3 separate regions of the Mus musculus genome follow, and all the other regions are linked to region 3. Evidence: chromatin loops called from intact Hi-C (ENCODE). Cell type or tissue: left cerebral cortex. All regions are shown on one strand.

The links. Peaks named below come from ENCODE experiments on the same cell type or tissue, not always from the same donor. Only the 100,000 strongest peaks of a DNase experiment are listed, where the experiment ranks them.
Region 1: it touches region 3 in a loop (6-fold over the local background); 5 of 42 quality-filtered maps call a loop at or near these places.
Region 2: it touches region 3 in a loop (2.2-fold over the local background); 2 of 42 quality-filtered maps call a loop at or near these places.

What each region holds. Positions count from the first base shown.
Region 1 is chrX:157,727,743-157,735,742 of GRCm38, forward strand. All of the region lies in intron 4 of Smpx (small muscle protein, X-linked), which reads left to right. Among named protein-coding and RNA genes, the nearest start is that of Gm15169, 28 kb to the right of the region's middle. In left cerebral cortex, a CTCF peak has its summit at 4,410; DNase peaks (open chromatin) are centred at 2,445, 2,973, 3,889, 4,398 and 2 more places; H3K4me3 peaks cover 188 bases; H3K27ac peaks cover 2,607 bases.
Region 2 is chrX:158,540,672-158,548,671 of GRCm38, forward strand. No RefSeq gene overlaps it. Among named protein-coding and RNA genes, the nearest start is that of Cnksr2, 500 kb to the left of the region's middle. In left cerebral cortex, no CTCF peak of the experiment used is centred here; a DNase peak (open chromatin) is centred at 3,564; H3K27ac peaks cover 514 bases.
Region 3 is chrX:158,038,490-158,046,489 of GRCm38, forward strand. Cnksr2 (connector enhancer of kinase suppressor of Ras 2) reads right to left here and starts at 4,708. Exons shown (of 22, transcript NM_177751.3): 1 at 4,288-4,708. The coding sequence starts at 4,351. In left cerebral cortex, CTCF peaks have their summits at 3,402, 4,056 and 5,250 (motif pointing right); DNase peaks (open chromatin) are centred at 3,599, 4,047, 4,316, 4,913 and 1 more place; H3K4me3 peaks cover 5,552 bases; H3K27ac peaks cover 4,427 bases.

The sequences.
Region 1 (8,000 bases), 310 kb before region 3:
AGTCATATATAATAAATCAAATTTATTCAAAATTATGACTCAGTAACAGAGGACAGTTTAGAAATTCACAAACTTGTGGAACTCCAATAACACATTCCAAAATAACTAATGAGTCAACAAAAATGTCACAAGAAAAATTAGAAAGTATTTTCAGAATAATGAGAAAAATCTCCAGCTTACTGAAACCTATGAGATGCAATGAAATCAGAACTCATAGAGAGTACTTTCATGTAGATATTTATGGTTGGAAGAGAAGATCTCAAAACAATAACCAAATAAATGATGGCTCTGTATTTGGGTAATATGATTAATATTAATTTGTGAATGGAAACATTCTTGTGAAATGACAAAGAATATTAAGTTTAAATTCAATTTATATACACCCTAAAGCAAAGCAAGAGGGCTCATTCCTATAATATCAACACTTGGGAGGCTGGGGGATAGGCGATTATTGTGATCTCCAGGTTAGCTTGGGCTAAAGAGTGTAATCTTGCCTTAAAACCTAGAACAAAAAAACCAACTAAATAAAACACCCCCCCTAAGAAACTACTGAAACAGAAACTCAGAAATTAAAAGTAATTGCCCCAAATAATTTTCTTTCTTAGTATCATACTTTGACTTATTTCCTCTTATTCCCCGCGTATAAATATGAGGTATCCTACAGGAAGTTGTTAACAATAGGAAGATTTGGGGTCATTAAGCTATGGTCTCAGTTCCTTCTACCTTTGCAACTTTGGGTTCAGCGTCTCTATTTTGTTTATTCATAATAAGCAGAAAATAGCATACCCTGATTGTGGTACCTTTGAAGGCTGGGGGTGGGGGGTGCTTCTAGAAGAAGTGTATGTAAGCACAATGCCCAGGCTAGGCAGTGCCTCACACAATGAGAGCCGGTTCTTTCAGCCTCTTCTGCTGACATACTATCATTCATAGCATTTCTACAGTTTTGCATCTTGCTTTTTCTGCCATACAGTTTATTGTAAGAGTGATTGTTTTTATGTTGCTTTGCAGCCTGCAGGACTAAGATGATTTATTTTTCAGAGTCTGACTTATCACGATTTCAGAAGCTATTCCCTGTACAGAAGACAGAGGACCGATTTATTGGTTTATAAAGAACTATATGTAAAAAGGAAAACAAAACCAAAAAGCTTCTCCCAATGTCTTCTCTGTGATTTGCTGGGCACTTTCCCCCCCTCAGTTCTGATGTGTTCCCTGTTTTGACCCAATTACATAGGTTCTATTCTCTTTCTCTAGAGGAAATGGTTGGAGGTGGTTTTCTAACTTTTAGTGAAGCTGCCTTTCTTTGTATTGGTAACCTCCTTTTGCCTTCTTCACTTGGTTGGGAGGACAGTTTCTTCAATGTTTCTTAACTACATCGAGGTTTCAGAGTTTCATTCAGTTCTTTTGTTGTCTCATAAAACTTTTGTGCTAGGACATATTTACAACCTGCATAGAAACAGTTGGCTCAGGACCCAATTCTGCAAATTTGTATACATTGGTATGTAACTTTTCCTGGACCAAAGGACGGTCACGACTGGCACATGCTTTGCTTTCAATATTGTGGAAAGCTTTTCTCAGTGTTTTATGACCTAGGATATAGGGTGTGTGTGTGTGTGTGCTCTAGAGACATTTGGCAATGTCTAGACAAATTGGTGTACAGGGTGAGCAAGAAGACAAGGATATTGATAAACATCCCATAATTTCCAGAAGAGCACCCTACACAAAGAATTATCCAGTCCTAAATGTTAGTAGTGCTAGCAAAGAATAAACCCAATTTTCTGCTTGAGAGATTAATGTCACATCCAAGCAGTCTCTTCACTGCACTTTATAGAAATTAAAATGCTAAAGAAAAAAGGCATAGGAATTAACTACCTAACAGGTATAGTTTTTTTTTTTTTTACCATAATTAACTTTGTGGAAATAAGGCAGTCAGATAAAATTTTTATCCATTAGCAAATTAGATATTTAGAATATATCTAATATATCTACCTGGGTTATACAATTATCTCAGCAGTTCTGCAAACTTTTAAACTCAATGGTACGTACTAGTAGCAAATATAAGTAACCAAGAGCACCATTATAATTTCTTCACCACCCTGAGCAGTCCCATCTGTTATATGCTTGGGAATGACTGATGGAGCATTCTGTGTTCCACATTCATATTTCCCTTACCACTTGTGTCAACCACAAGGGATGGCTTATTCATTTATAGCCCAGTAAATGCTAAGAATGGTTATTCGGTTGCACTAGAGTCACCCTGCTTGTAAGTCACTCCAGCATCTGCAATACTATTTACCCAGTCCTGTGAACCATGGCCACCTGCTGCATCATCCTTTTAAAAATGTCCTTTTAGTCAACCATAGTCCTTTCAAATATTTTTCTGTGCCAGCTCTGAGTGAAACAAGCAAAGGCTACAAGAATGCAGAAACTTCCATCCCACCAAGGAGGGTATTGAGCCACTATTCTCATGTGCTGGCTTCTTTGTTTCTTTGTTTGAATGTTTACCCATTCATTCAGTCAGTCAGCAGCTAGTAACTGTGAAGGACACCCCCTCCGGGTTCAGAGATGATCAGGTACAGGGGATCAGGGCACGTAGCCTGACTCATAGTTTAATATGTGAAATATTGTATGAGAACACAAGAAATTGCTGTCCCTTAAAGGTCTTAAGAAAAGGAAATGGTTAATGACTATAAAATGTAAATGAAAGAAAAAGAAGTGCAGGGAAGGAGAGGAGACAGAGTAGAACAAGATTATGACCACAGGACATGGTGAGGGCCCTGGTCAGGGTCAACCTAGCTGCTGCTGAGAAAAGCCAGGCCTCTGCAGAGTCCACCTTTGCTCCCAGGATGAGCGAAGGCTTGTCAGGCAGGGCTGTGTTGTTCTCAAGTGTAGCTGTCTTCCAGCCATGAAGCCTTTTCTCTCATTCCCCCTCTCACGCTGTGTGCAGCCCACGCAGAAAACCAGGAAAGTGAATTCTGGGCTGTCTAATCAGACTTGGCTGCATCGTGACAACGCTGCTCGTTTCAACTCCCCACACATGCTGTGGGGTTTGAGAAGAAGGCATCACTAGGAACAAATCAAGACTTGCAGATTTCCTTTGTGCTCCCTTGCCAGTGTCCCCTGCCTGTGAACTCATTAATCCACATGCTCTGGTTTATATCTTTATGCAGATGGTGAGGTGGTAGCTGGTTTAATCCCAGGCAGGGATGGTCAATTGGCTTCCCACTGAGTGAATTTTCTATTAAGCAGTTGACAAATTAGAGTCTCTTTCATCTAGGCAGGTGGCACCAAGGCAGCTCACAACAATTCCTCTTGAGTGCTGAAAAACAGCAGAAAGCAAGCATGCCCTGTTGCCAGAAAGTCACTGGCAGCCTTCTGTTGGAGGGTCAGTGATAACTTCCTTACACCATGGAAAACCCGCCCTGACATGATACAGCAGGGACTACGAAATTCTTGGCCAGCCCCTATGACCTAGCTCTAGCCTGACTCTCAAATAGTACAAAAGGTGCCTGGCCTTTAGTTCCAAAGACAATTCCTAAAAATGTGCCAAGCATTTTTACTAAATGCCAAGTGTTCATACATCCCATTTATTCAGAATCCATTTTCATTTCTTAATCATTTTCTACATGGGCTAAGTAGAATATACCCTGACTGGATTAGCTTTTTCCTTCAAGATGCATATTAGCACTAGGAACCACGCTTAATCAGGACAATTTTAAAGTATGTGTGCACCTATTGTGCCATACATGACTACACAAGAAGTAAATGTCGAGAACTCAGAGTAGTTGGGTGTGGATATGAGAAGGGACATTTGCTCACACGGAAAATGAAGAAACAAGGTTCCGAGTGTGACTCAGCAAGGAGTGTATGGGGGTGATTAGAGCAGTCAGTTGTGATTGCACGAGATGGTGTGGACAGGCTTCCTGACACAGAATTTGCCATCTGAGAGAAACCACTAGATGATACATGTTCTGGTACACACTTGGACTCAGTTTCCACTTAATGCTCTCCTGAGATTCCATAACTCTGAGCAGAATGCAAATGTAAGCGGTGGAACCCTAAGGGCAGTGAGGTGTTTTAGATGGGACACTTAAGACAATCAAACACTGCGAAAGCGTTCATTCCTTTTGCTGTCCCTACACCCTTCCCCTTGCTTCCAAAGCTGGAAACTGTTTCGCTTTTAAATAAAGTGCCCTCTAAAGAGTAGCTCAGCCTATTTCTGTAGAGATCTGGAAGAAAGTGTGCTGAACGTGAAAAGGCACTAATTATCTGTGACTAATCTGAGCTCACCCAGAGGCTCCCGAGGATCTCAGAGGACCTGCTTTTTCTTTGGCTCCTCCTACTTTGCTTTGCCAGAGCCTCTGCCCTTGGTAAGAAGATTTCCAGTCTGCAAGTACCCTCTTTCTCCTGGAGGAGGCGCTGCAGCTCAAGTTTTCAAAGCCTGCTCGGTGGCAGTTTTTCAAAGCTCCAGAGGGCATTACCAGAGTTTCACCAGAGCACTTTCGTTTTGTATTGAAAACTTCAAGGGACTTTTCTCCTCTTTTGCCCATTTTCAACTAGTAAATGGTTTGTAATTTTTGGATCCCCCCACCCCCGAATATGGTCAGTGTTAAGAAACATTTAGAGATCGAGCTACTATTTCTCTGAGGTTAAAGAAAAGTCAAGATGTTTCCTATACCACTTTTTGAACCTTTTTTTTGGGGGGGGGGGGCTTGGTAGACAAAGGTATCTCGCCTATTTCATGCAAGGACTATGTAGAAGCCTGGTCCAGGGAATAAATTGAGAACTATGTCTCTCTGAACAACATTACAGCGTGCCCTAATCTTAAGGCACCACTCACACCCAACTAGTGCCCTACAGGAGGGTTCTCTCTTTCTCTCCCTCCTTCCCTCCACTTTTCCCTCCCTGCCTCCCTTCCTCCCTGTCTCCCATTCTCCCTTCCTCCCTGCCTCATCCCTTCCCCACTCCCTTCATTACTTACTTTGGGAATTGAGCAATGTCTCTTTTGCAGTAAGAGGGAAACAGGCAGGCTGTCACGAACAAATGCAGGTGCTAATTAAATAATATGGGAACCTACAGACTTTGTGAAGTGGCTGCTTAAAGGGGCATCATAAGCAGGCAGTAAAGAAAAAGAGGTTTGTTAGGGATTTATTTAAAAAAAAAACAACTCTAAATCACATCTTTTAACTAGGATGTAGCAGTAGGAATAACATTATCAAGCCTCCAGACTTGATTTTGAGAATTCAAAAGTATTTCCATGTTCATTCTGCTTCATCAGTGCTGGAAGATCAGTTAGACAGGAGTTGGATTTGCAATTCATGCCTATGTGACTTCCAACTTCACAGGGTGGAAGATTGTGGGATGTGTTGTCATTTCCTGTCAGAGAAAGATAATTTTAAGCCTGGTTATGAAGTACATCTATTTAAGTTCATATGCAATAGGGGTAATAATCTTTTTTTTCTACCAATAATGTATCACGACAGATGTATTTAAAAAGAAATTAATTTCTGCCCATATTTAGTGTTTTCTTGCATCCCGTGTCTTGTGCTGGTGACCAAACCCAGGTCTTTTATGAATGCCAGTGCTCCATCACTGAGCTACATACCCCGATGCTTAGTAAATAAATAATTATAATTGTGCCAGCAAGATGGCTCAGTGGATAAAGACACTCACCACCAAGCCTGATAATTTGAGATCAGTCCCCAGGACTTATATGGTAGGAGAGAACCAATCCCCTAAAGTTGCCTTCTAACTGCTGCATGGTGAAGTGTGATGTATTTACTCACAAACATACACATAGGTAAAACAATGGAAAATCGTACTTCAGCACAGTATTCACATGCAAACACCAAAGCAACACACACACACACACACACAGAGAGAGAGAGAGAGAGAGAGAGAGAGAACATCCAGAATCATGGGAATTAGGCTGAATCACACACACACACACACACACACACACACACACACACACACACACACACAGAGAGAGAGAGAGAGAGAGAGAGAGAGAATCATGGGAATTAGGCTGAATGTCTTAATATCAGAAGTACTAGGTAGAAAACAATCGGTTTGGGGAAAGCTTTACTTCAGAATGTCCTAAATCACCATTCTATAAGTGAGCTCTTCTGGAAAGATTTCCATCATCACCAGCAGACAAGAAAGGTATCTTAGATTCCCTGCAGTATCATATACAAAGCTTGCTCCTTATTACCTGTCAGGAGGCAGAGAACCTGGGAGTCATTTTGTGCCAAATCCAATTCAATAATGAGCCAATTATAGACATGCTTCCACTGCCAAGAGCACGTCACTTCACCATCCCAGCTGGCTTCAGAGCCCCTGGTGGGCAGGAAGAGGGACACATGAGCCTAAATTGCTGATAACACTCTAGACCAATGGGGCTTCAAATGCACCCACATCACAGTGTTTCTAGAACTCCCTTAACGAATCCTGCCCCTGCTGAACTTTCATAGCTCAGTCCCCACTCAGTTTGCTCTCTTTCTCACTAGGTGATCAAATTCTGAAATATCAAGAGGTAGTCACCAGGAGCTCATCTCTTGCACTACAGGCCAACTTTGCATAATCTGCTGCAATTCTGCAGCCTTATTATTATGGTATGAACTAGGGCCATAGAGTCTGTAGCCCAGCCTCACTACTGACAGCCTTACTGAGCATGTAGGAGGTAAAATGCCAAGAAACTTGAGCTAGGTGAAATACAAAGCTGTCTCCATTAAAAATCAAAACAGCTCTGTGAATTTTGGCAGACACTTTCCAACCTGCCGAGATCATTGCAGGTTTAGATTCTAGAATCCAATAGTGTAGTTATTTTTCCTGGCTGACTTTGCATGGATGGCCTGCCAATTCAAGAAGCAAGCCTTTTCCTATTTTTAACTGAGATCTTGAGGAGAAAGGGGACCATGGCAGCACCAAGGACAGCATTCTTGGCAGGGGCCTTGGAGTATGAAGAAAAGTCTTAGATGAGAATGATGGTTTTCAATTAAAACTATTTTTAAGTTAGCATATAAAATCGTGGGTTTTGCTGTGACATTTTCATACATATGTAATATTGTACTAAGCTCACATCTTCTCCTTTCTCCTTACTCCCTCCCCACATATGTCCTCTCGGCACAAATATGCCTTCCTTTCTTCCCCAAACAGTGTCTCAAGATTTTATGTTAAAATTATCTGGAAGGATTGCTGAATCTTAGACTTCTGGGCTAAACCTCAGTGCTCCTGATTCAACAGGTCTAGAATGGGTCCAGGAATGTATATTTTGTGACAATTGTCCACGGTGGTCATTGTTGCTACTGGTAGTGGGTTGGAGATTACACTTGGAGAATCCCTCACATACTATGTGCATATCCATCCACTCAGCCCAGTTTTATAGCCAGCATTTAAATGTGTAGTAAGAAGCTTTGCCAGGCTCTCTCACTGAAATTCAGATAAACTACAAATCAGTAAAACAGTTAATCACAAATTGTTGTTATATTTTTTTCAATGATCAGGCTCTGTTCTAAGCATACATGAGACTCAAATAAAAAAGTGCATGTAAGGATGATGTCATTGTATAAGTGAGAAAACGGGGGGAGGGCAGAGCACATACATGCTTTGTCTCCATGTGGCACAGCTAGACAGTGCAGAAGCCAGAATTTGGGATGTGCAACACTTAATCATATCCTAAGCAGGCTTTTCGGGTGGCAGATAGGACAGATCCTAAGTAGTTTAATAGACTTTGTATATCATAAGAGACAATCCTCATGTAAATGATGAGGACTTCTGCCAATGCTATAGATTTACCTACTCATCACTTAGACTCACAGAAGCACTCAATTTCTATAAGTGCTTAAGTGCTCTGCAGTGCTATAGGTCAGAGGTTGGCAAATCACAGTTCAGTATTGCCAGTGCCGCTTCTTTCTAAAATCCTGATGAGGGTTCTAGATTTATATTCATTTGTAAGAAATAATATAGAAAATCTCTGAATGAAATGATTGAGACTATGAGGA
Region 2 (8,000 bases), 500 kb after region 3:
CATGGGTATTTTGTTCCCTTTTCTAAGGAGGAATGAAGTATCCACACGTTGGTCTTCTCTCTTCTTGATTTTCTTGTTCAACTTGTATACTTTAAAGATGTTTGAACATCAGAATGAAAGTCAGTTGGGGAGAAAGTTTTGTCTATATTTCCACAGGTGATGAAAGATTATGTCTTTCATCAAAATTGATAAAGAACCAATCCAACTAAGAGAGGCTTCCACATAAAAAGTATAACTCAAGGAAGGAAGTGACAAAGAAAGACAGCAACACAGATGACACTGAATGCTGATTTCCCCCCTTCCCTCATGGGGATAGCTCAACAAACTTTCTGAAAATAACAGACCATTCACCAGACTGGCAGACTGGCAAAGCTTGATGATGAAATGGATATTTGCTGAAGGACAGATGATCAGGATTGCAGTTATGAATGATCAACATATCTTCATAAGGACATTAGGACTGTTAAATTCGTGGTATTGTTTATATCCTAAAAGTTAAACAATGTACAATTTTTAGCTTGAACAGAAAGAAGGAAGATGCAGATGAATTTTAATTGAGCAACATGGCTGCTCTGGCAAGAATACAAACATGCTCTAAGTACACATACCTTTAATCCCTAACAATGTAGGAAAAGCTAGTTTGTAGAGAGAAGCAGCCATGTTGTTCGGTGATGTGTAATTGAGGGGTGGACAAAGTGATGAATCAGAGTTTTAACAGAATGATCAAAGATAGGATACACCTAACTCTCATAAGAACAGCACAGGAAAGAGTCTATTTAAGAGCAGTACAGACAGACAGACAGACAGAGACACAGAGAGAGACAGGGACAGAGGCAGAGAGAGACAGACACAGAGACACAGAGACACAGACACACACACACACAGTGAAGGCAGTTTTAACGAGTAGTTTTACAAACACAAGTTGCAGGTGAAGACAGAATGAAAGGGAACCAGAACATTAGAACACATTGCCAGAGTTAGTTTGAGACCAAGCAAAGCAAAACTTCAGAAACTGAGAAAAGTCAGTTTGAATCAGTTAGCTTGGAGAGGCGTTTGGGCCAGAACAGTTGAGTTGAACCATTCAGCAAGAATTCAGAAAGAACTAGAAAGGGTAAGCTTATTCAGAAGTAAGTCTCAGAGGCTGAAAACATTCTAGGCTTAGATTAAATCATATGGAGGCTAGATGCTTCCAGGACTAGACCTAGGATAGCAGACAGAGTCAGATTGCCTCTAAGATAACAATTACTTCAGGCAAATAAAAGATAATTTTCTGTATTATAGCTTGAAGTTCATTTGTCACAGCAACTAGCTTTATCCCAATTGTTACAAATGACAAATAAAAACCTCTTCTTCTGCAGTTTTATTTATTTATTTTTACATTATCTTATACTTCAATGCTGTCACTGAGTCTCTACTATGTCCAGTCACATCTTTTGGGTCACTCAGCAATAGCTATGCTTTTTTTTTTTTTTTTTTGGCTATCACAATGGAAAAGTGCTACTGGCATCCAATTAATAGAGACCATAAATGCAACTAAACATCATACAATGCACAGGATAGCCCCTTCTCCACATGAATGAATTACCTAGTCTTGAGCCTCAGTTAAGTAGCCCTGCTCTACATTTTGATGAGGTCACCACACCCTTCTCAACAAGCCAGTTATCTATCATTCTCCAAATGAATTGTCCTTCCATTTTCCTCTCTAACTGTCCTACTTTTATAAATAATGAACAAAATGATTTTTATTTTTGGCTTCCTATAACAAAATGAAAATATGTAGAGATATGGCTTGTTTCCCAGCCTCTATGCAACCCCCATCAGTTCACAGCTGTCACACACTTGCGAACTCCATAGGAAAGTAGGAGCTTTGTTTTCTTGTTTGTCTCTGTATCCTCAGATGATAGAATAATACCTGGTACATATGAGTAATTGACAATATTTGTTGAGTGAATAATTCCGTCTTATAAACTATAGGGAGGAGCAGAACCTGGGGCATTTGGGAGCACCTTCCCCATTTTAATTGACCAGAAATTCCTCAAATCTTTTAACTATTGCCCAGGCAAGGAAACCTGGTTTGTTGGTCCTATGAAAAATCTCTACATTTCAAATGGTGCTAGATAACTTTTTTTAACCTGCACAGGGGCTTGGAGAGATGGTTTGGAGGAAGAGAATACTTCCTGCTTGTCCCATGGGCCTGTGTTCAGTTCACAGAATCCACATGATGGCTCATCGCCATTCAATACCCCAGTTCAAGGTGATATTTCACCCTCTTCTAGCATCCATGGACACCAGGCACACAAGGCATGCACATATGTACACACAGACAAAACATTCAAATGTAAAAATTAAAAATAAATAAATCTTTCTAGAGATATAAAAAGACCCAAAACACTGTATAACCAGCACTGTCTAACATGTTAAAACCGGACAACATACACCTATCAGTCTCATTTGACTCCAGGTCTCATGTAATATGTCAATATTTTTTATATTAGCATTGGTCATCACTGGGCTTTTACTGTGTCAGGCATGAGGTAAGTAAATTTTCATGGTACCTCAATAGCTTAAAACAATACATTGAACTTTATCTCATAATTAGAGTTGACAAGAGAATTTCTAGATGTCCTTGGCTACAGTCAACTTTCAGTCAGCTATGTGTTTATTCTCCAGTAGGTTTTCTGGCTCTAGATGTGTGGGGCTAGTGAGACATAAACTTGCCTTCTTTCAGGAGGCTAAGTTGAGCTAGTTTTAGTGGCAACAATAGTCCAAGGGGTCCGAAACAGAAGTGCAGGTCCTCTTGAGGTCCAAATGCAAAATATTTCAACTGTGCATGACAGCCTTCCAACTGTCCAAAGCAAATAAAAAATTGAGCAGACCAAGGGTCTTGCTATATGCCTAGAGTTTGAGCCAATGGTAACTGCAGTCCTGCCTGAATTTCAGAAGGTTGTTCGTCCTGGATTCCTCTTTGCTACATCTCAGATGTCTGCTAGCTCCCTTTTCCTCCATGGTTATCATATCAGGCAGGGAATACCAACTGCTGGCTCTTAGCCACCTTACAGCTATGGAGTTTACTTATCAGAGTACTTTTTTCTAGCAAGTGTCCCACTGGACAATAGGCAAATCTAGATATAATGCTTTGTCTCAAACCCTCACTGTATTTCAACTTCCATTGTTAAGCAGGCATTACACAATTCTGCTCAAAACAAAGCCAAATTGAGCTTCCTTGGGAAAGCTTGGATGGGGGATGTCTATAAAATATCTCTAAATGGGGCTACAATCTACTGCCTAGAAACATGAACATTGTCTAATTCTTCATTTATAAGCACTGTGAAAGACCTATCCCATCATTAGTCTATGTATTCCAGAAGCTGCAAATCCCAAACGTCCTTAAAGGTTGCAAGCATATTTGCTGAAAGACTAAGGAACTGGCTTCATGAGTTCCAGATTGCTGAATGCTAGCCCTACATATGTTGCAAAAGCATGACTGGTTTGCAAACTGTTGGGGACAAATCCCTTGTTTTCCTTCTGGCTTGGTTTTGAATAGAGAGTAGGATGCTAGGCGGGACGGAGTGGGTGTAGAGCTAGAACAGGCATTGTTGTGCAGGGCTCTGGATGCCCCTGCACGAAGTCTGAAACAAAAAGCAAAGATTCATTTGGCAAACAGCTTTTAGGATGAGTCATGTGAGGGAAGTAGGGCTGGGTGTCCACTCTTTGTGCTTTCTGGGGATCATGGAAATATTTAAATTGTTGGGGAAATAGAGTGGGTAGGAAGCAAGTAGAAAAGGTAAGAGAGGGGGGAGGGAGGGCTCGAGAAGGGGAGGGAGGGAGGGAGAGAGGGAGGGAAGGAGGGAAGGAGGGAGGGAAAGAGGGAGGGAAGGGGAGAGAGAAAGGTAAAGGGAGAGAGAGGGAAAAGGATAGAGGGGGAAGGGAGAGAGAGAGAGAGAGAGAGAGAGAGAGACTTTCCTAACTTTAAAGGAAGAAATAACAAGCTCCTCGCTTTGTTTAAAAGTATAAATTGTAACAAGAGAAATGGCCTTCTCTGATTATAGAAAGCTCTTAAAATTCTGGTGGTTTGAAAGGTTTAAGAGGCTTTAATTGAGCTGTGCATGGTTTTAGACATCTATAATCTCAGCTTTCAGGAAGATGAGGTAGGAGAATCACAAGTTCAAGATCAGTTTAAGCTATAGAGAGACCCTATCTCAATTTTTGAAGAAAGAAAAGACAAAGGAACAGAAGAAATTGGACACTCCAATTCAGGGTTTCTCTTCTAACAAAGTATCTGATTCAGTTTGCTTTAATACATTTAAGTTGCTGAGAATTTTTAATTCATTTATAGTGAGCATATATAACAGAGATCCAGTACTAGACCCTATGTTTCAGATTATATTTTCAATATTTAATACATTCAATCAAAAGAAAGAAAGTACAACATAGTTCCATGGCAGCTTCTTTTTTTTCTTTTTTTTTCTTTTCTTTTCTTTTCTTTTCTTTTCTTTTCTTTTCTTTTCTTTTCTTTTCTTTTCCCTTCCTTCCTTCCTTCCTTCCTTCCTTCCTTCCTTCCTTCCTTCCTTCTTTTTTCAATTTTTTATTAGATATTTTCTTCCTTTACATTTCAAATGCTATCCTGAAAGTCCCCTATGCCCTCCCCACACCTTGCTCCCCTACCCTCCCACTCCCACTTCTTGGCCCTGGCGTTCCCCTGTACTGGGGCATATAAAGTTTACAATACCAAGGGGCCTCTCTTCCCAATGATGGCCCACTAAGCCATCTTCTGCTACATATGCAGCTAGAGTCACGCTCTGGGGGTACTGGTTAGTTCATATTGTTGTTCCTCCTATAGGGTTGCAGACCCCTTCAGCTCCTTGGGTACTTTCTCTAGGTCCTTCTTTAGGGGCCCTGTGTTCCAGCCAATAGATGACTGTAAGCATCCACTTCTGTATTTGCCAGGCACTGGAATAGCCTCACAAGAGACAGCTATATCAGGGTCCTTTCAGCAAAATCTTTCTGGCATATGCAATGGTGTCTGCATTTGGTGGTTGTATATGGGATGGATCCCGTAGTGGGGCAGTCTCTGGATGGTACTTCCTTTCATCTCAGCTCTGAACTTTGTCTCTGTAACTCCTTCCATCCATGGCAGCTTCTTGTTTTGGGGCCATTCCTTAAAGTACACAGTTTGGGCAGGTTCTGTATTTTAAATGCACAATGTTCTAATTCTTATTTTTAAGCACTGTGAAAATCCTATCCCATAATTAGTTTATGCATTCCAGAAGCCAAAAACCCCAAATGTCCCCTTGTTAAGATTACCTTCATCATTACAAAATTTGACTTCGACCTAAAATAGATGAATTGATGACTTATCCTGAAAATTACTCCATCATTCAATGGGACTTCATGTACAATAATAATGTCACGTCCCAAAGAATCTCAGAACAAATGGCTAATTGTGGTGCCCAACTAGCAGGCCAGAGTATCTGCTTGGCCTCTAGGCTCACTCAGTACTTGCAGCTCCTATGTGCAGTTCTCAACAACCCTCCTCCTCCCCTAAACCTAAGCCTCTCCAACATAGGACTGCATTTCCCTTCCCCCAGCTTCCTTCTCTTTCCTCTATAACCCTGCTATTAGGGCCACATGCTTTCTTGCTCTTCTTTTGTCTTTCTCTCTTCCCTTACCCTCTTGCTCTCCCTCTCTCTCCTCTTATGATCCAGCTCAGTCTGCTGATCATGTTTAGTGTACTTTTCTCCCTACTCTGAACTCTTCCAGATGCCTTTGGCTGTATTCTCCATTCTATCTACAATGAAATCTTTCTCCTTAACCATACCTAGGAGTATCCATGTCCTCATCTTCATTCAAACATCACATAATGAAACAACAAACTTGTTATTCTTCCAAGAGGAATATGAATATATGGGGTGCATTTTATCTGTTATGTATCATATATTCTATTGTAAGTCAATCTCAAGCATGTCCAAACTGAGCCTGTAGATTAATTTGGTAGCATTTTTACTATTATCCTTACTATACAATCATAGCTAAAATGTATTCTATTCTTTCTTTGGCAAAACTTAGGACAAATGTTACAATTGTTTCTTAATATTGTTACCAGAAATAATGATAATGAAACACTCAGCCCACCTTCTTCCCAAATGATAAAGGGAATATAGCTAATTTTCTTATTAGCTATTTCCTATAGCTAATAAGAAAATTGAGTATGATTTAAATAATGGACTTCATATTAAAACCCTTGACTTTGTGACAGCAATATCTTAGTTGTAGCTGTACCTATTTTATATATTTCACTGATATTCATACATATGTATGTATTATATATGCTTTCCATATTTTTCTTGTGTTTTCATTTTGCCTTTAAATGTATTATTTGTTTCATACATGAATACAATATGTTTGGATCAAATCTACCTTCTCCTACAACTCTTCTTCCATCCCTCACTTCCTCCCTCCAACTTCATATACTCTTTAAATTCAGAGTTCTCTTAGTACTGCCTATATGTGCACAGATGTAGGGCCATCTATTGGAGTATAGGCAACCTTATCAGGGCTTGCATCCTTAAAGATACTGACTCCATCCCCCCAGCAGCCATCAAATACTAACACCCTCCTCACTAAGGGTTAGACTTCATGAGTCTCTCCCTGTTGTATAGCAGTTTCCTCCAAATTAATGAACCCCTTAAGGAAGCAGAAGGATGTTTATGAGATTCAGGAGGAAAATGAAATGTTACGTCTAGGAAAACATAAAACCATAAAACCAGAAAGTCTGTAAGGCTTCTCCTCAGTTTTCTAGGTGGAAAGAACTGGGGAAGGAGATTGGCTAGCTGAGTTTCAGACAGATCTTGAGGACTTGTTGAGTTATCTACAAACAGTGCAGAAAGCTTCAGGGTTTCAGCTTTCATGAAGAATTACCCCTGTTGGGATGGGCTTTCTGGTGATGGTGATGGTGATGGTGATGGTGATGGTGATGGTGATGGTGATGGTGATGGTGATGGGCTTTCTGCTTTGGGTTACCACCCCTGCTCCTGTAAGTAAATCCTTCATTCACGCACCTGTTAGTAACTCCAATAAAAACATATTGGTTCACTAAGTGAAGTTTGATCTGCTATGGGTTCTCTTTCTGGAGTAAATCGATATTTTTTCATGTGCCATATCTCTCTAAGAAAATTTCCTCAGATAATACTCCCCATATCCATGCTGGGACTCTGGATGGCTTGATCTTATGCAAGTCTTCTGCATGATGTCACAGTTGATTTTAGTTCCTCTATGCAGCTTCCATGAGGTACCTGGAAAACTCTGTTTCCTTGTAGTTATTCACCACCTTATAAGCTTTCTGCCCCCTCTTCCATGATTATTCTTGACTTTGAATGGAGGAAATCTGATATATATGTGCATGTGCTAGCATCCTACATTCTCTTATTCCTTGCATGTTGACCATTTAGAAGTTTGTATTCATTTCCATCCTGCAAATAAGGAGCTTCTTCAATGAAGACTGAGAATTGTACTAGTATAATCCTTAAATATTAGTATAATACTTAAGTATTAATGTAATAGTACTTAAAGATAAGTAAGCTGTACTTTAATACTATGTGATATCTTCAGCAATGGGGGTCACATCATCAAGTTCTGAAAGGTAATCAATACCTTGGATTGTTTAAAGAAGATCTATGCAAGCTCATGGACCAACAAATAGAAGGGAAGTAATCTACATCTGGAACTGGGCTTTTTGATTGATAGCCAATGACATCTGGGAAAGGTTTAACTTCTTGTAAAAGTTAACTCTATTTAAATTCTTTTTTAATATATGTATATATTTTGGAAGCGTCTACAATAATAAGCTTCTATGTGGCTTCTGTAAATCTTTTAATATTAGTTATCCCTCTCTGTTACCCTTCCTCTACCCTGCCTTCCCACTCAACTCAACACTCTCTGTCACATTATCTGTTCCCCTTCTCCCTTCATAGTCCCTGTATTGCACGGCCCTCTCTCTGCTT
Region 3 (8,000 bases):
TCCAAATTTGTCTTCTCAGACATAGTCTCTTCTACATCGCCTCACATTTACACTGAATAGACATGTAATCACTACCTTTCTCTCATTATGGGACTGTATTTAAAACATTACGGGTTTTTTTTTTTAATACCTAAAAGAAGGAATTTCATTTTCTATCCTCAAGATGGCTGAGTCATTAGTATAGAAATCAGAAGTCAGAGACTGCTTCTTGAACAAAATGGATTATTATGAGCAAGAAAGAGTAGAGCAGCTGATTGTGGAATAGGTTAAAAACTATTTTAAAATTTAGAGTTTTTTAAAGGGATCATAATTCTGTAAGATTGATTAGCATTAAGTCCCAGAGATCATAAAAAAACACCAGCAGAAGTAGGTCTGCTTCACTCTGCAGATGATAGTCATTTTATTTAACCCAGAAAGAGATTAAAACTCAATTGAAGAATGCCACAGAGGGAAATAAATAGTCCTGGAAAATAATTATCTTGATCATGTGGATAGTTTGCATTAGTCTCTAAGCTCAAAAACTTATGAAAGGAAGAGTGGAATTATTTGGTATAAGATGAACAAGAAAATTTAATAATAAAAATAATAAGAGGAACACTGAAGTGTTCAGAGGTTTTTATTATATTTTAGAGACTCACAGATTATGACATATTTCCAGGATTTTCAAATAAACAGGAACTGAGAAATAATATTCTAGAATAATAGGCTTAGTGACAAATTAGTTATTGGTTTACATTATCATCTATGACTTTTCTCAATAACTTACTTGCCTTTGCTGGTTTTGAAAGATGTTTTAAGATTATCAAAACTATAAGATGATTGAACATGCTTTCCACTTGAATGCTGGTTTAAAGTACTAAAAAAAAAATACAGGCTGTGTATATTTTCTCCAAAAGTAATTTATATATTTAATCTTTAATTAGTGTAAAAGTTTATGAGCTATCACCAAATATTCAAAACTACTATCAAAATAATCTGGAATAGAAATCCTTATTTTAGTGACTCATAAATGGATCATGTATTGTACATTTACTGCAACTAACAATGACAATGTGCCATATCAAATAAACATTGCTAGCAAAAATAAACCAAAAACCAAACCAAAACAAACAAAAAAACTGAACAGTGTTGCATTTACAAAGAGTGTATGAGCAGCTTATATCTTTGCTAATCATATACACATTTTATATCAGTATCTCCTTCAAATATATTTCAATAAATAGATCATTAATTGCCACATTAATGGTCCTTCATTAAACGAGTCTTGAATACACACTATGAAAGCCCAATAAATTTATTTTTATCCTTCATTTCATCCTTTGAGGACTTAGTCTCTATATAATTTCTAGAAATTTCATGAAATCATAATCATATGATCTAATTGCATTTTTCTACCTGGTAAATAAAAAAAGTCTAGAAATAATAAAGTATGTGCCTTACTAAAACAGTATAGGTAGCTATACTTTCACTGTAGCTGAAACCTATAAATATTAAGGATGATGAAGGTGTCATACAAATAACACACTCTGAAGAACTAGAATGCTACAACTATTCAGGAGCCTTACTCATGTTTTAGGGTCTGGGGATGTGGCTCACTTGATGCTTATAGGAAACATGATAATATGCTAGAAGCCCTGAGTTCGATCCCAACCACTGTATAAAACCAGGAGTGGTGGCTTATACCTGTAATCCCAATTCTGGGGTAGTGGACAAAGCAGGATCCAAAATCCTAGGTCATGACTGGCTATACAGGAAGTTCAAGGCCAATCTGTACTATATGATATCCCTTTTCAAACAAACAAACAATAAAATGTTGTTCATGCCTTAATACTGACTTTATAACACTATATATTTAAAAATCATTAAGCAAGGTCTAATCAACTCAAAGCTATAGGCTAAATTGGTAGTCGTCTTTCCAACATTTCTGTTACTGAGGAAAGTGAAAAACTATCTTTTAAATGTCATTTTTTAAAGTTTACTGGGAAAAATAGTAGAGAAAATTAACTAAGGTAACACTATAAAGAGCAAGTTGAGGAAATTCTCATCTCCTCCAACTATTTTTAGAAATCTCATTTTCTGATAGGATCTGAAATGTATATGACTATCACAGAAAATTTAACAATAAGCAGTTTAGGACTAAGCAGCTAACTGGGACCTGAACTTGATAATTAAAGCAGATACTCTCCTAGTCTTATTCAGTCTTTTGTTCTACAAAGGCATGTAAATTCTATCTTGGTTACCTAACTGATCTTCTTAGGTAACTATAAAATGTGTCACCAACAGGTACAAAAAACAAGTTATTCAACTTAAATATCATGTAAAGTTAAAATTACAGGAAATAATCTTTTCCAAAGTTCAAAGAAACTACATTTTGCACTGGAGAGATTTTTAAAGGACATCATATGCTGTGCTTGCTTCAGGGAACCTAAAACAGTGGAGAGAAAGGAAGCCGCAAGCATGTAACTGGGTACGAGGTAAAGAAGATGGAGTATGCAGTGCTCATTACAGGCATCATGGGAATTTCTAGAAGGCAATCCCATGAAGCCAAGACACCATAAGTCTGAATGTTGTTGCAGCAACAGACCCAAACTAAACTCACCTTTCAGAGAAATTCAAAGAAAGCGTTTTAATTCAACATTCTTACTTCCTGTGACTACTCTGTCATCCATGACTAAGAAACTGAAAAGACAGAATTTTCCTGAGGCGTGTGTGTGTGTGTGTGTGTGTGTGTGTGTGTGTGTGTGCGCGTGTGTGTGAATCCAGGAAGCTGGAATTTTAATAGCAAATATGGAAAGAGAACAAGCAGCAGAAAAGATGAGGCACTGTTAGACTTTGTCTTAGTCATCTTTATAACCCCCATGGCAACCAATGCACTGCACACAAGGGGCAGTGGATAAATAATGAATTAGGTTTAATTCAATTCACTTGCACTTACAGTGTGCTTCGCAGTTACAAAGCATTTTTCTTACATATGAGATGAGAAAATCAAAGTAAGTGAGAAGTAACAGGGCAAATCAGGGAGAAAAGGAAGCAAAACACATAAAGAGAAACCCTAGAAGAATAGGCAAATGTCCGAAATGGTGGGGGAAAGATTCGGGGAGAATTTATTTCTCCCTACTACCTTCAATCCCTTCCATCTTTGAGTATATAGAGCTTAGAAAGTCTGACTGCTAAGCAAGCCTTAGGAAAGGGGCTCCTTCCTCTTTGAAAGGGGCATTTTCACAGATAAGGCTTGAAGAATATCTTAAGTTTGCCTGCTCGGGTACGACCTCAAGCAAAACTCTCATATTTTCCAAGCATGTCCAAGAATCTTTTATTTCAATGTAAGCATCCCCTTTGCAGAGTTCAGTCTGGGGATGACTGGAGAGGTCCCCAACAAGCCCCTCAACTCAGACAACAGAGGGAGATAGTGAGACAGGAAAGCCAGGAGACTAGAGAAAAAGCCCACATTTGCGTCTAGGAGGAGGGCTAAGGTTTGAAACTGGTCATTAGAAATTGTCGGGTGTGTGTGTGGGGGAGCCTTCAATATGGAAGAAAGGAGAATACTTGAATGCGCATCACTTTAAACCCAATGTTGGACCCTTAACAAGAAGCCGCGAGAGGTTTAAAGCCACCGCAGACCTCAACCTAGGAAAGCAAAGGACATGCTGGGGTGCACAGGAGGGATCCCACATATATTAGCTTGGATGCTGCCCTAAGGGAAGCATGTTACCCTAAAGTAGCTCGCTCCCTTCCCGATCATCCTCAGCCCAGCATGGAGGAGGGGGTTCCCACCTTCCAACTGGAGCGACTGCATCCTGACCCCATTATGCGGGCTTAAAAGTTGCCAGGAGAGTTGGCGCTGGGGAAGGCACTTGGCAGGGCGAGACCTAGAAGGGGCCTCGGGTTTCCAGGAACAAAGGGGCTGGTGAAGGGGCAGCCACGAGAATAGGTCCCACGGGCTCCTCCCTTAGCCTGGAAACAGGGTCGCCGCGTCCTCTCAACCCGAAGGCGTCGAGGGAAGCGGGAAGCGGGGAAGCTGCGCGGGGATTCCACCGCCCTGCTTCCAGCTTCAACCAGGTGGCGCCCGCCGCCCTCTTGCTCCCCGCGCCCCTCCAGCTGAAGACAAAAGAAGTCTAGGGTCCCCGGGCCCCTGCCAGAGCCAGAGGACCCCTGTCCATCCCCAGGGAGGACCCTCAGCAGTTGGTTGGAAGCTCCCAGGACGTGTTATGCCCTAGCGGGCACCCCTCCCTCGTACCGGGACCCTGCGCCCCAGTGTCGCCTCGCTCTCCCCACAGAGGGCATTACCTTTCATCCAGTCCACTACTTGACTCGGAGACCATTTGCTCACCGGTTCCATTATCAGAGCCATGGGCGGCGGGGTCGGTGCCGCGTGGGACGCGGAGCTCGGACAGAAAGCCAAGTCCGCAGCCCGCTGCGCCCTCAGGTGGGGTCGGTGGCCGGCCGCAGCCTCCCGCGGTGGGCGGCGCGGAGAGGGTGGCTTTTGTGTTTCGGTCCCAAGGCTGGAGCGTCGGAGGTGGCTGCGGTGGGAGCGGCGACGGCCGGCCAGCTGGCCGGGGTAAGACGCCGGGGTCGGCTAGGTCCCAGCCCAGGCGGCAGCCGCAGCTGCGGCGTCCGCGGCTCAGCCCGGGGTGAGCGTCCCGAGGGGCTTCAGTGCATGGCTCGAGCCGCCGAGGTCGCGGCGGGGAAAGGAAGAGGCGCCGGCGCACGGTCGCAGCCAACTTGCCCGCTCGCTCGCCTGGCGCGCGGGAGTGGAGCCCCCGGCACGACGAGCCGCCCGGCGGAAATGACGAGGGGCCTCCTGCCACCCAAAATATCTCTCCGCAGCCCTCGGGTGCGGGGCGCGCGCTCCACGAGCCCCCCGCCCCGCTCGCCGCCGCGCGGTCCCGCCCCCAGGGCCGGCAGCCGGTGCGCGCGAGCCCTGTGCGCGTGCGTGGGCCAGCGCGCGTGGCCGCCGCCCGACTTCTAGCAGACTCGCGGGCCAGGTGTGGGCTGCTCGCGCTCCCGCCTTCCCGCCCCGGGGGTCGCACTCGGCCGGAGCCGCGCCGGGAGGGCGTGTGCGGCAGCGCCTGGAGCCCCGGAGCCAGCCGCTGCAGCTGGAGGCTCGCCCAGCCCCGGGGTCAGTTAGGCAGTCAGGTGCGGCGGCGGCAGGAGAGTGGCTCCCAGTGGCCTTCCAGGAGAGTCAGCGAGACGGGTCGCCCCACCAGTTGAACGGACAACCCGGGGTGGCGGAGGAGGGTACTATAGCACCCCTGTCCCAAGCTCTCCTCGCCACCAGGGGGGAGGGGACGCCGCAGAACTGCTGGGGTGACAATGGGAGTCCTGACTGTTCTCTCTGTCGCCCTCGCGGCTGCTGAGTTGGCTCCCGAGGTGACTCCTCCGGACCCTGCGGAGAACACGGGATGTGGGCTTCCGCAGATGGGAGTCAGGATCTAGCCAGAGACGCCCATAGGAGACTAGATGGCTCGTGCTGTCGGATCTACCCTGGGTGATAAAAGGAACCCGGGAAGTCAGAGATGTCAACTGCAAGAGGCTCCAGCCTCCAGAACCCACACGTGCCTCTTCCCAGGCTCTGCTTCAGTTGTCGGCCACCTCCTTCAACACAAGGTCCCCGACATCTATTTTACATGATGTCATTTTGTGTTCAGTCGTTCTTATATAAGAACGGAAGAGTAATAACAGGACTTAAAGTTAGTGACAAATTGCAAACATAATGTTTCACATATTGTTTGCTTCAAAAAACCTATGCATGCTTCTATGCAACGTTTAGAAATACACATTTTGCCTAAATGAGGCTTCACTTTCAATGACAATTCTAGAGCGTCTAGTAGCAAGCTCTACCACCATTATAGCTGGTTTGTTTTTTTTCCCCCCTCGGTATAATTCTTAAACAGTCACATTGAGTAAACAAGCAACTTCTTTTATTTCTATAATCATTTCAATAATGTCAATAAATCATGTCAGTTCCTTCGGTACCCATTTTGTCTAACTCAAGTTTATAAGATACAGAACACCACTTTCTTCAGTTGGCATGGCTTGGCAAGTTCTCCCCCAACACAGGAGAAGGCAAAACAGGAGTAGATAACACACTGATGTTTTTATGCTAGTGCTACAAACAAATACCATTTAAGAAGCTTGTGTTCAGACTTGTTTACTAATAACCCAAACTCCAAAATATACAAATAAAATTTTAAAAAGAAATTTACTGGGGACTGGAGAGGTGGCTCAGCGGTTAAGAGCACTGACTGCTCTTTGAGAGGACCTGAGTTCAATTCCCAGCTTCCATATAGCAGCTCACGACTATCTGTAACTCCAGTTCCAGGGGTTCTGATACTCTCACACAGTCATACATGCAGGTAAAATAAATGAAACAAATCTTTTTTAAAAAGAAATTTAGATTACAAATTTAGAAATTTAGATTATAAAACAAGTAATGGTATTAAAATATTACTAGTAATAACACACATTTTATTAAGCAAAGTGCTAATCACTTTGTTTTATTCTAGCCTCAAACTAGCTCGACTGTTAGCTACATCTTACAGCTGAGACTTTAGCCATTACATCCTATTCCCTAGATCTATTACACATAGTTACATAAATTACACATGTTAAATAAATTAGTATGTATGATTGTAACAGCAAGTTCATTTCAGAATTTCAACTTGGAAAACAAGCCAAAAGGTTTGTATCAGTGTCATTAAATGGACAGTTGTTGTGAATGGGAGGTCCGTTGAAGATCTCCTGGATGGACATCATCAAATTGTTAACCAAAAAGAAGTCTGAGACACACCATGAATTTCTCTGATCCCTATCTAACCAGAAATGGTGAGAATATAGGACATGACCAAATATGGCTGCAACAGCAAGATGCGGGCCTGGCCTTCTATGACAAGCAACTATACTGTAAATCATAATGCAAGCAAGTGAAAATTAAAGTATCACTTGTCTGATGAGCTGGATATCAAGACAAATGTCTCAGGCCAGGGTGTAGTCATATAGACAGATGATAGATAGATAGATAGATAGATAGATAGATAGATAGACAGACAGACAGACAGACAGACAGATAGATAGATAGATAGATAGATAGATAGATAGATAGGGTGTGTAGGGAAGATGGAGAGAGAATATAGATAAGGAAAGATAAATTAATTAAAATTATGTGACAAGACCACTGTAAAAGAAAATGAGAAAGTAATATTATAGAGAAATAAAAGAGAATTTTGAGGAAGACCCTATATTAGATTGAGGGAGTACATAGTCCCCTCCAATTTGTGTTACAGTTAGGCTTTTTTTGTTTTGTTTTGTTTTGTCCAATCATGTAAAATGACTAAAACTAAATATAAATCTAAGAATGAACCAAACTGTGAGTATAGATTCCTATTGTTTAACAGAGTGTACCATGGCCTTAAGCATTTTTCTTAAATTCTCCTCACTTAGGATCACCAATAAAATATAGCATTTGACTTTGACAATCTAATCAGCAGAAATTGTTTCAATCTCTTCAAAACATAACAGGCTCTTCACTTTCTGCATCCTTGACTTGGGCAGGGGAGAGAAAAGAAAGGATTAAGTCATCACTGCTCTTATTCTTTTATTCTTTAACTACAGATGACTCAGCTGAATCTTTGTGGTATTTTTCTTTCCCCAACTGTTTAAATAAGCTACCATTCATGTAGTCTGCCTCTTATTCAGAATTTAACATCTTGCCCCATTTTTTGTAAGTATAGTATAATGTTACTCTATAAAAGCCTCGTCAACTTAATATTGCCTTTTCTTAGTATACAATACAATTTTTAAAGATTAGGAGTAAAGAATGTTGTCGTAAATATATACAAAAATATAATGAACCAATTAGTATGACATCACAATTCTTCCACAGGCTAGATTTAAAAGCCAAACTATGAACCTTTGGAAAGAGCCTCAGATTCTTTTTTAAATTCAAGCAGAGTAGAAATATTACATTAATTAAGTTAATTGTATCTATACTTTTTGAGATA